Regions from separate parts of the Homo sapiens genome. Here all the other regions are linked to region 1. Evidence: chromatin contacts called from ENCODE Hi-C or POLR2A ChIA-PET data. All regions are on one chromosome and are shown on one strand. Each heading gives the region's core, a stretch centred on a gene start or an enhancer-like site at or near the end of the contact. The rest is flanking DNA. Distances are from core to core; before and after follow the strand shown. Region 1 overlaps ATXN1 (ataxin 1). Region 2 overlaps GMPR (guanosine monophosphate reductase). Region 3 overlaps ATXN1 (ataxin 1).

Region 1 (3,008 bases), core at 30-2,529:
TCCAAGAAAGGGTGAACTTTTCAAGTCAAAGAGCAGGGACGTAAATAAATGCAGTTATGGCTGTCTTAGGAGGATCCATTCACTTAAGGCAAAGGTCTTAGAAGTTACAGAAGAGGAGAGAGAATGGGAACTACTGTGGCACCAGGATGTCTGGAGAAGAGAAAGTGCGCTTACTGTGCACAGCTTCCTCTCCCTCACCTGCGCCACGGTGAACCCACCTATATCTTTCTGCTGGCAAAAACATTTGCTCAGTGTGTCGCCGGAGTACTTGAGTGTCTGATATTTCTCAAGGCAGAATCTACCTCACTGTCTCTGAAACCTCAAAATATGTGGCCCTCTCGAAGGATAACAGTTGGCAGCAACCTAAGGCTGTTCTGCTCCAACTTGGAATGAAGAGGAATATGATTTGGCCATTCTTCTTAGCACAGAGGCAAATAAAAAAAAAAACCCTTATATACTTCAAAAGATGAAGATCTTACTTCTTACTGGCTATCTTTGCACCAGGTCCTGGGATTGGCATATAATAAAAAATGCATATGCAGTGGCCATGAAATGGGCTTAAAGGTCAATCTTGGCTGCCAGTCGTGGCTAAACTGCATTGTATTCCATGTTTTTTTCCATATTGCCCCTGCAGTGTACATATACATGCACAGTCATGGCCCCTGCACACTGTGTACACACTCACGCCTGCACACATGTATGCATATCAACGCCTGCACATGTACTTGTATGCACACTCACCCACACATGTGCATTTGTGTGCACTCACTTCTGCACACCTATTTGCATGCACGCTCATCTCCCACAAATATGTATGCATGCACACTCACGCCCCCCCCACCCTCCCGTGTGAAACTCTGCACCTGCTTGTCTTTACCCTCACCCTTGAACCTGTGTATAACCTCATAAAGTAGGAAGAAGCCCAGTGTTGAACTCTACAGCCTTTTACATTCAAAATGGTTTTGAAAAATGCCCATTCAGAGGAACAGGAAAGCACCAAACCTAAAAGGTCTGAGGACCTTTCCATGCTTTCTGTCTCCTAATCTCAGAGCTGTACCAATCTGTTATTTAAAAATTAGTCATTATTTATCCAAGGCAGGAGGGGACAAATGTAACTGTTAGTTCAGTAAATGATTTCATTCTTTTTTTTTTCCTGTGTCCTTTCTACTGTTAAAGTGACGAAAATGACACCACGGTTTGATATGTGGGGTTGGTTTCAGTTTGAATAATCTCATCCTTAGCTGCATGTGAACTCATGTCTTCTCACACTCTATTAGATAAAAGCCTAAAACAGGAAGGCCAGAAACAACTGTTTTTAAAAAGCTCATGCTACCCTGGCAACTTAAGTTGGAAGAACCTAATAAATAAATACAAAGCTGCCCCTCTGTCCTAATGTACTTCTTCTGAATTCCAGCTGGGCACCTCATGGTTTCATGCCTGAATCACAAAGGCGAGTGCCAGTACCCAGCCAGAGCAGTTTTCCTACCATAAACCAGTAAATGTGTGTGTATCACATGTAAGTCAGGGTCAGATGGGGAAAATCAACTACAAAACCGCAGAGACATTATGCAAAATTGGATTACGTACATGTTTTCAGTTTTGTCTCTTAGCAGTTTAAGTCTTTAATTAAAATACACACGAGAGAGAGAGACAGAGAGAGAGAGAGAGAATCTGTAACTGTTAGATTTTATAGGCCCCGGTTATGAGATAATAGCCTTCCAAGTAATTTTTATGGGTCATTCTATCTAGTGGCAACTTAGACTATAAAGCCATCTCCCAGCTTCCCAAAAGTAATGTCTGTTTTCTCACTTTCTAATAATTACTTCAGATTTGAAAGTAAGGAGTTGTCACAGTGAATACAAATTAGAGTCAGCTTCAGGGTATTACTAAATGTGGATTGTTTTGTTCCGAGTTTTATCCATTTTAGGCAGAGTAACATGATCATTTATATACATCTGCCTCTATGCAGGCTGTGTAGACATACTCAGAACACCAGCTTCACCTCTTCAGTCTTCTAAGACAGTCTTTCTAATACTCTATATTGTCTAATAGCTAAGCTATTGTTAAATAAAAACACGCAAATGTTTGCAGTTAGGCTCCCCCCTCCATTCTCAACCTCTTAAGTGATACAGACAGTAAATGCATTTTGATGTTTATTTAGAAAGTTGGCATCCTGGGACTGTTCACAAGATAGCTAATTTGTCTGAAGGTCCCCAGAGACAGTGAAAGTCATCCCACCATCTCTCTAGCTGCCCTCATACCGGGGAAGTAAAATGCAGCATAGAACACTGCAGCTCACGTTATGGAGAACAGTGGTGCTATGGTGATTTCCTTTCTATTCAAATCATTTAGTGAGGATTTACATAATTTGCATTAACGTGTGACTTTCGATCACTTATGCTGCAGCAGAGTATTCGTTGCCTATGTTCTCTAAGGCACCAGTGTGGTGGTTCATGTGTCCTTGTATAAAAGATTACTGTCCTCCCCATCCCCAGTCTTTGTATCTGTGCACCAGAACAAAATGCCCTCGGATCATGGCCACCCAGGCCAGAGAATGAGGACCCACACTTTAAAAACCCTGTAGATGATAGGATGAGCGGTCCTCATCCGTCCCCTCCCTGAGAGTGAGGTTGGGTTGGAGTAGAAGGATGGACTCTGCCAAATGATGACAGCAGCCCTGAGAGTCCTTCTCACAGGTGGCCAGCTCTGTCCCCTCCAGCCTCACCACACATTCCCCTAGTACACAAAGGCAGACCCGGGCAGCCACTCAGCATGCACATGTAGCAGTGTCCCCTGTACACTGGTACCCTCAAGGCCTCCCTGGCACCTTTGCTTGTTACGTTGGCTGATTTCTTCAAAGGGAAATATGGGATGTGGTGCAGCCTGGCCCTCACACACTCTGAAAATAGCACTGCCCAGGGCCAGGCCTTTTCCTTTGCACACTGCCATACCCACCCTGGAAAGTACTCCATGGTTGTATCACAAGAAAACAGCCATTTGGGCATTTT
Region 2 (3,039 bases), core at 381-2,880, 140 kb after region 1:
ACACACACACAGAGGACGCCACAAGCTAAGGAACCAGCAGAAGGTCACAGAGAGGCCTGCAACAGATCCTTCCCTGGGGCCCTGAGAGGGAGCATGCCCCCCCCAACACCCTGATGTTGGGCTTCTCGTCTCCAGAATGGTGAGACACTGAAATTGAAGCCCCCAGTCTGTGGGGCTTTATTACAACTGTTCTAGCAAGCTGTGGCCTGGCCTACCCTGTGCTCTGAAAGCTGCCTGCACATCCCTCATCAGATGGACCACCCACCTGCTTGTATGGCTTCTGCCTACTGGGCCTGCCACCCTCACTGTGGAATCCGTGGGCAGCAGGGCCTCTGTTTCTGCTGAATGTCAGCGCTGTGACCGCAGTGCCCAGCTCCCTCCCATGCCCACAGGATGCCCAGCCAGTGAAAGAAGAGCAGCGAGGGAGCAGGGGCCTCCCAAGACACCCCAGCCTCAGCCCCGGGTGGAGACTCACAGAGATGATGTGGCCCTTCAGGCCATGGGCAGAGTCGGCACACTCAATGACGGCACTCAGCTGGGGGTACCCCACTCCCGTCTTGGTGCGGGTGGTGCACACAGAACCTGCACAGAGAAAGAAGTTGTCCCCAAATAGATGGTTATACATGAGAAGACTGTGACATGAAATGCGTCCCCCTTACCTTTGCAGCCCTGCTTTAGGGACCAGGGTGAACCTCTGTGGCAGAGGAGATGTGGGGAACAGGCTGCCCCATCTGCACGATGGAGGTCACTGTAAACCACACCACCTGGTCATGCACCCCCTCCGGTCCTCATCACTGTCACTGGCTGATGTCCCAGACATCGCCTTCCCCTCTACCATGCACCTGTCACTGCCACTCCTCCCTGTGGCACTGGCTCCCATGCAATAGCCAGGCACTGACCTTTCCACACTTAAACACCCACTCCTTTCCACCTTTCTACAAATCTACACTCTGCTTTAAAGGACCTCTCAGAATCCTCCCACTGGCTCGTAGCTTCTTTACCTTCAACCTTTGTCAAATGACTCACCTCTCTTAAGCCTCACTGCCCGGCCTGTAAAATCCAAAGAGAAACACAACCTCCTGGGGTTGTGGCAGAGAACAAATGGCACAGGGAGGGATACCGCTTGGCCCAGGGCCTGGCCTGCAGCACGACACCCTCCATACCCTCACCTGCTCTCACTCAGCTCTGTGCTCCACAGGGCCCAGCTGTTTGTCCATCTCCCTCCTGGCTGCCCCACCTCAAGTCCCTTGCAGCCTAGCCCGAGGTTCACTTCCAGGCCAGGGCTCACACCAGCACCCTCCTGCCTGCCTGTCCCACGGTCAGCCCCAGTCCTGGTTGTTCTCCCAGTTAGGTCCAGGCCAAGTCGCACTCTGACCTCTTTATCATACCTCCCCTTATTCAAGCTTCCCGGTGCCGCCACAGCACCCCACTTTACCCAGATCAGCAGAATCAAGCTCCACCTGCTCCCCTCCCTCCCCACTGCTTCTCCAATGGGGCAAGTTTCTTCCCACCTTAGGGACTCTGTACACAATGTTCTCTCTCTTGGACACTCCCCTCTGTACCAGCCCGCCTAGCCAAACCCTTCTCATCTTTCCAGCTTCTTCTTAAATGTCACTGCCCCAGGGGAGTTGTTCATCACAGTTTCAAAAAGAGGCATTTCAATCAGGATCTGTGTGAGAATGTTAAGGGTCTGTCTTCTGTACTGGGTGGTCGGCTCCGTGGACATTCGCTGTTGTTATCAGGTGCTGAGAACAGAGCCTCATATACAATAAGGCACTATAAATAGTCACTGAAAGAATGTGTGGACTCAAGAATGAATGAGTCACCCACATCCCTGTCTCCACTGCCACTCACTCAGCCCCTCCCGGAGGTCTTGTGGTGTGCACGAGAGGGCGCTCTGGGGACAGGGTAAAGGTGGAAGTGAACTCCTCCCTCCCACCAGACCCGGGGGTGGGATGCTTTGAGGCGCAGCCTAATCTCCGGCTCCTGGCCGGCACCACCTTGTAGGATGCTAATTTCTGCCAGGGGTCTTTAGGGACAAGATCAGACAGAGAAGTATGTCTGTGTCCCCAGGCCTGGATTTAGCAGAGAAACCAGGAGAGACAGGGCAAGCCCCTCTCCTGCATCAGCTGTGGGGCAGAGTCCACAGAAGTCCTGTAGCTCCCTGTGTCCTGCTATGTGTCACTCACAGTCCTGGAGCCAAGAAGTCTCATTCCCACGAAGGCGCCTTCCCCCCGCCCTGCAACCAGACGTTGTGCACGGCAGAATAAAAGGTTTAACCCCCGGTTCAGCCTCAGCTTTTCTCCTCCTCTCCCATTGAATTGCTAGATCCGGGGGTGGGGGCCTCAGCTGCAGTAGGCCTGGGGTTCTGATAGTAGTGAGGGCTCTATAAAGGGTAGACCAATTGCCTTTCTTGGAAACAGCCAAGGAAGAAGCTTCAAATAACACACAGGCGGTTCTGATTAACACCTAGGTGAAAGAAGAAGTTGGTGCATACTTTCTCTTGACTAGAGGGGCAGGGAATCCGTTTCTGATGCTTTTTCCCAGTTCCCAGGAGTTGCTCAATAATGAATGAAATCTATCAATCAATAGACATCCAATAATGCTATCATTTAGATATGTAATATGCAATGTTTTTACCATAAAGAATGTGTGAGACTTAAATATGGTCTCCAAACAATTTAAAGAAGTAGCTCCCATGCATTGGGCTCAGAGAAAGCCCCTTATTCTCTTTAGTCACATCTGTCCTACACAGACAGCCAGAGGGGTGGGGAGATACAGTGAGAGCAGAAGGACAATACAGCTTCTGGGGAAATAGAATGCAGACACAGAGATGTGCAAGAAGAAAACAAGTGTAGTAAATGTTCGAGACCACATCTAGAAAAGCTTTGAGAGGGCCGGGTGTGGTGGCTCACACCTGGAATCCCAGCACGTTGGGAGGCCAAGGCGGGTGGATCACCTGAGGCCAGGAGTTCGAGACCAGCCTGGCCAACATGGTGAAACCCCGTCTCCACTAAAAGTACAAAAAATTAGCTGGGC
Region 3 (2,961 bases), core at 42-2,541, 230 kb before region 1:
TTTGTTTTTTTTTTTTTTGAGATGGAGTCTTGCTCTGTCACCAGGCTGGAGTGCAGTGGCACAGTCTCAGTTCACTGCAACCTCCACCTCCCAGGTTCAAGCGATTCTCCTGCCTCAACCTCCCGAGTAGCTGGGACTACAGATGCGTGCCACCATGCCCAGCTAATTTTTGTATTTTTAGTAGAGCTGGGGTTTCACCATGTTAGCCAGGATGGTCTCGATCTCCTCACCTCAGGTGATCCGCCTGCCTCAGCCTCCCAAAGTGCTGGGATTACAGATGTGAACCACTGCACCCGGCCCGCAGTAAATAATTTATTCCCTTGCAACATTAAAAAAAAATGTGGCACAGTGCTTTATGAATATTATATTCATTTTTATGTATTTAATTTTAATTTATTTATTTATTTATTTATTTGAGACGGGGTTTCTTTCTCTTTGTTGCCCAGGCTGGACTGCAGTGGTGCAATCGTAGCTTGTGCTGGGACCATATGAGACTGGGACTATCCTGGCTGTCATTCATAAAGTCTTCACTGAATTTTTAGGACTTCGCTGACTGGTCTCTCTTTATGAACTTCTGTCACATTTAGGGCCTGCATCATATAAAATGCACTGCTATGTGTTGTTCTGTTAGTGTTTGTCATCACGCCATCAGGGGTACACACAGCTTCAGGGCAGGAATCATCATCACAGACCAGTAGCCGAGACTACAGGCACGCGCCACCATGCCTGGCTAATTTTTCCATTTTTTTGTAGATACGAGGTCTCGCTATGTTGTCCAGACTGGTCTGGAACTCCTGGGCTCCAGCAATCATCCTGCCTTGGCCTCTCAAAGTGCTGGGATTACAGGCATGCACCACTGTGCCTGGCCTGAATATTATATCCAAATAAGTGAGATAGGCTTCTTTTGAAATACTGTCCTTTGTTTTTCTTTAGGGGATCTGACTTTTTCCTTCTCTGTGCTTGCCGTCATTGTGTTACTGGTTACCGGCCAGCCTGTTAACCCTGTGGATCCCCACACTTTGTTTTACGTTGAATAGCATTTATTATTGTTCTTTCTTACTAAACATCCCCTTTCTGAAGCAGAGCTTCAGAAATGATGCTCAGATGTCACTCTTGTTAGCAGCTGGCTTTCTGCCTTCAAGTGATGCATTATTGGGGTTTCATAACAGCATTTTTTTTTCTCTTACAAATATTAAATTATGAAGTGCAGGAAACCACATGAATGTGGTAGAAAGCAAATGCAAACACAGTGTTATCTGGAAGTGCTAGTTTTGTGATTCTCCTGGTGACAGTATCCTTCCTGTAATCAACATAGGAACCCTCTTTACCTGTTTGCTGGTGGTTTTCTATCCTGTATCTTCCTCTCCATTTATGCTGTATGCCATGGCCACTTTGTCATGCTGAATCGGGAGGTTTGATTAAGACAGTTGCTTGGGGACTATCTCTATCAAAGTTCTGCCTCACCACAAATCCTGGCTGTCACTTACAAAGTCTTCCCTGAATCCTCAGGACTTCACTGACTGGTCTCTCTCTCTCTCTCTTTTTTTTTTTTTTTTTTTTTTTTTAAGGCAGAGTCTTGGGTCTGTTGCTAGGCTGGAGTGCAGTGGCAATCTTGGCTCACTGCAACCTTCGCCTCCCAGGTTCAAGCAATTCTCTTGCCTCAGCCTCCTGAGTAGCTGGGATTACAGGCATGCGCCACCGTGCCCAGCTAATTTTTCTATTTTTAGTAGAAATGGGGTTTCACCATGTTGGCCAGGATGGTCTTGATCTCTTGATCTCATGATCCATCTGCCTTGGCCTTCCAAAGTGCTGAGATTACAGGTGTAAGCCACTGCGCCCGGCCCTGAGCAGTCTCTCTTTATGAACTTCTATCACATTTAGGGCCTGCTTCTTACAGAATGTACTGCTGTGCATTACTCTGTGAGTGTTTGCCATCAGCACAATTGCACATGGGTTGCACATGGCTTCAAGGCAGGAATCAAATCACAGACCAGTGTTTCCCAAGGGTGGTCTAATCCCAGTACCTCCTGCTTCCGAATCTCTTGGATATGTTTATTAAAGTTGCAGATTCAGCAACACCAGGCTTATGAATCAGAAGTTCTGGGGATGTAGAACCCAGGAAACTCACCTTAGTTAACTTTTGCACACTGAGGTTTGAGAATAACTATCTGAAAATAATTGTGCATCCTCCTCTTTGCCTCCTCTCCCACAGCAAAGGGTCCAGGTCTGAGCCTATGGTAGGTGTCCAGGAAATATTTGCTTGTTGACCTAAGCAACATCAAGCCATGAGGGTTGCATTCCCTCTTCAGTTGCCAAGCTTTTTCAGGATGTGAGGTCAGCATATTCTCTGAACCTTTAGAAACCCACTTTCTTCCAAATACGTAAAGTGTTCCCCTAGGGCAGAGGCTCTTTTGGAAATCTTTTTTTGTCTCTTTATCTTTTGTAATCACTAACTCTGTTGGTGGTAATGACAGGAGCCCCTGACTAAGATTGGGATAGTGGGGACATCAGCTATGAGGAGCTGGGCTGGAGCAGCAGGCTAGGAGAAAGATCTGAGGATAGGAACCGGACTGTGCTAAACTAGAAGCTTTATCCTTGGCTCCCAAAGCCACACCTGCTACCCTTGGCAGTTTATTCTGAGTGGTATTTCTTTCAGCTGTTAGGCCTCGCAGGTTGTCAGTTTTGGTGGCAGAAGAGCGGTCCCGCTGCTGAAAAGGATCAAGTTTAGCTCTAGTGGACGCACATCAAAGCACCTACAGTGCACAGTGGTGGATTCAGGATTTGAATCCAATGTTAGCAGACTGCAGTGGTGACACTTGGCCCTCTCCTTCCGTCCGCCTCTTGTTCCAGCAAGGGCATGCCTGGTCTTGGATGATCCAGGAGAGATTTGCAGGGCGTTGCTGCTTCTGGTGCACCTCCTGAATGCCCTTGCTGGTGGCTCCAGCCCTGGTAGATGGAATC

The links. Hi-C counts contacts between places; a loop is a spot of excess contacts on that map. ChIA-PET counts read pairs that join two places held with the same protein, here RNA polymerase II (POLR2A). Pooled maps may share reads with other maps.
Region 2: a map of astrocyte of the cerebellum shows a loop between it and region 1 (5-fold over the local background). The contact joins two enhancer-like sites. A Hi-C loop is called at or near these places in 2 of 168 maps with a recorded cell type or tissue (astrocyte of the cerebellum and endothelial cell of hepatic sinusoid) and 2 of 50 pooled maps. POLR2A ChIA-PET finds 5 or more read pairs at or near these places in 2 of 52 experiments (A673 and K562).
Region 3: a loop to region 1 is called in a map of naive thymus-derived CD4-positive, alpha-beta T cell, with 3 times the contacts of the local background. The contact joins two enhancer-like sites. A Hi-C loop is called at or near these places in 1 of 168 maps with a recorded cell type or tissue (naive thymus-derived CD4-positive, alpha-beta T cell), 8 of 37 single-sample maps with no recorded cell type and 14 of 50 pooled maps. POLR2A ChIA-PET finds 5 or more read pairs at or near these places in 5 of 52 experiments (activated B cell, activated CD4-positive, alpha-beta T cell, activated CD4-positive, alpha-beta memory T cell and 1 more).

Annotation. Positions count from the first base shown.
Region 1 is chr6:16,419,487-16,422,494 of GRCh38, reverse strand. The region is part of intron 6 of ATXN1 (ataxin 1); the gene reads left to right. Among named protein-coding and RNA genes, the nearest start is that of GMPR, 180 kb to the right of the region's middle. RefSeq lists an enhancer at 1,242-1,291. Within about 2 kb of position 1,279, at least 9 of the 41 ENCODE cell types and tissues checked have a DNase peak (open chromatin) inside an H3K27ac peak, as active enhancers do.
Region 2 is chr6:16,276,327-16,279,365 of GRCh38, reverse strand. It overlaps GMPR (guanosine monophosphate reductase), which reads right to left. Exons shown (of 9, transcript NM_006877.4): 6 at 476-582. Among named protein-coding and RNA genes, the nearest start is that of GMPR, 39 kb to the right of the region's middle. RefSeq lists an enhancer at 1,754-2,048. Within about 2 kb of position 1,630, at least 11 of the 41 ENCODE cell types and tissues checked have a DNase peak (open chromatin) inside an H3K27ac peak, as active enhancers do.
Region 3 is chr6:16,653,146-16,656,106 of GRCh38, reverse strand. All of the region lies in intron 3 of ATXN1 (ataxin 1), which reads left to right. Among named protein-coding and RNA genes, the nearest start is that of ATXN1-AS1, 110 kb to the left of the region's middle. RefSeq lists an enhancer at 1,021-1,110. Within about 2 kb of position 1,291, at least 2 of the 41 ENCODE cell types and tissues checked have a DNase peak (open chromatin) inside an H3K27ac peak, as active enhancers do.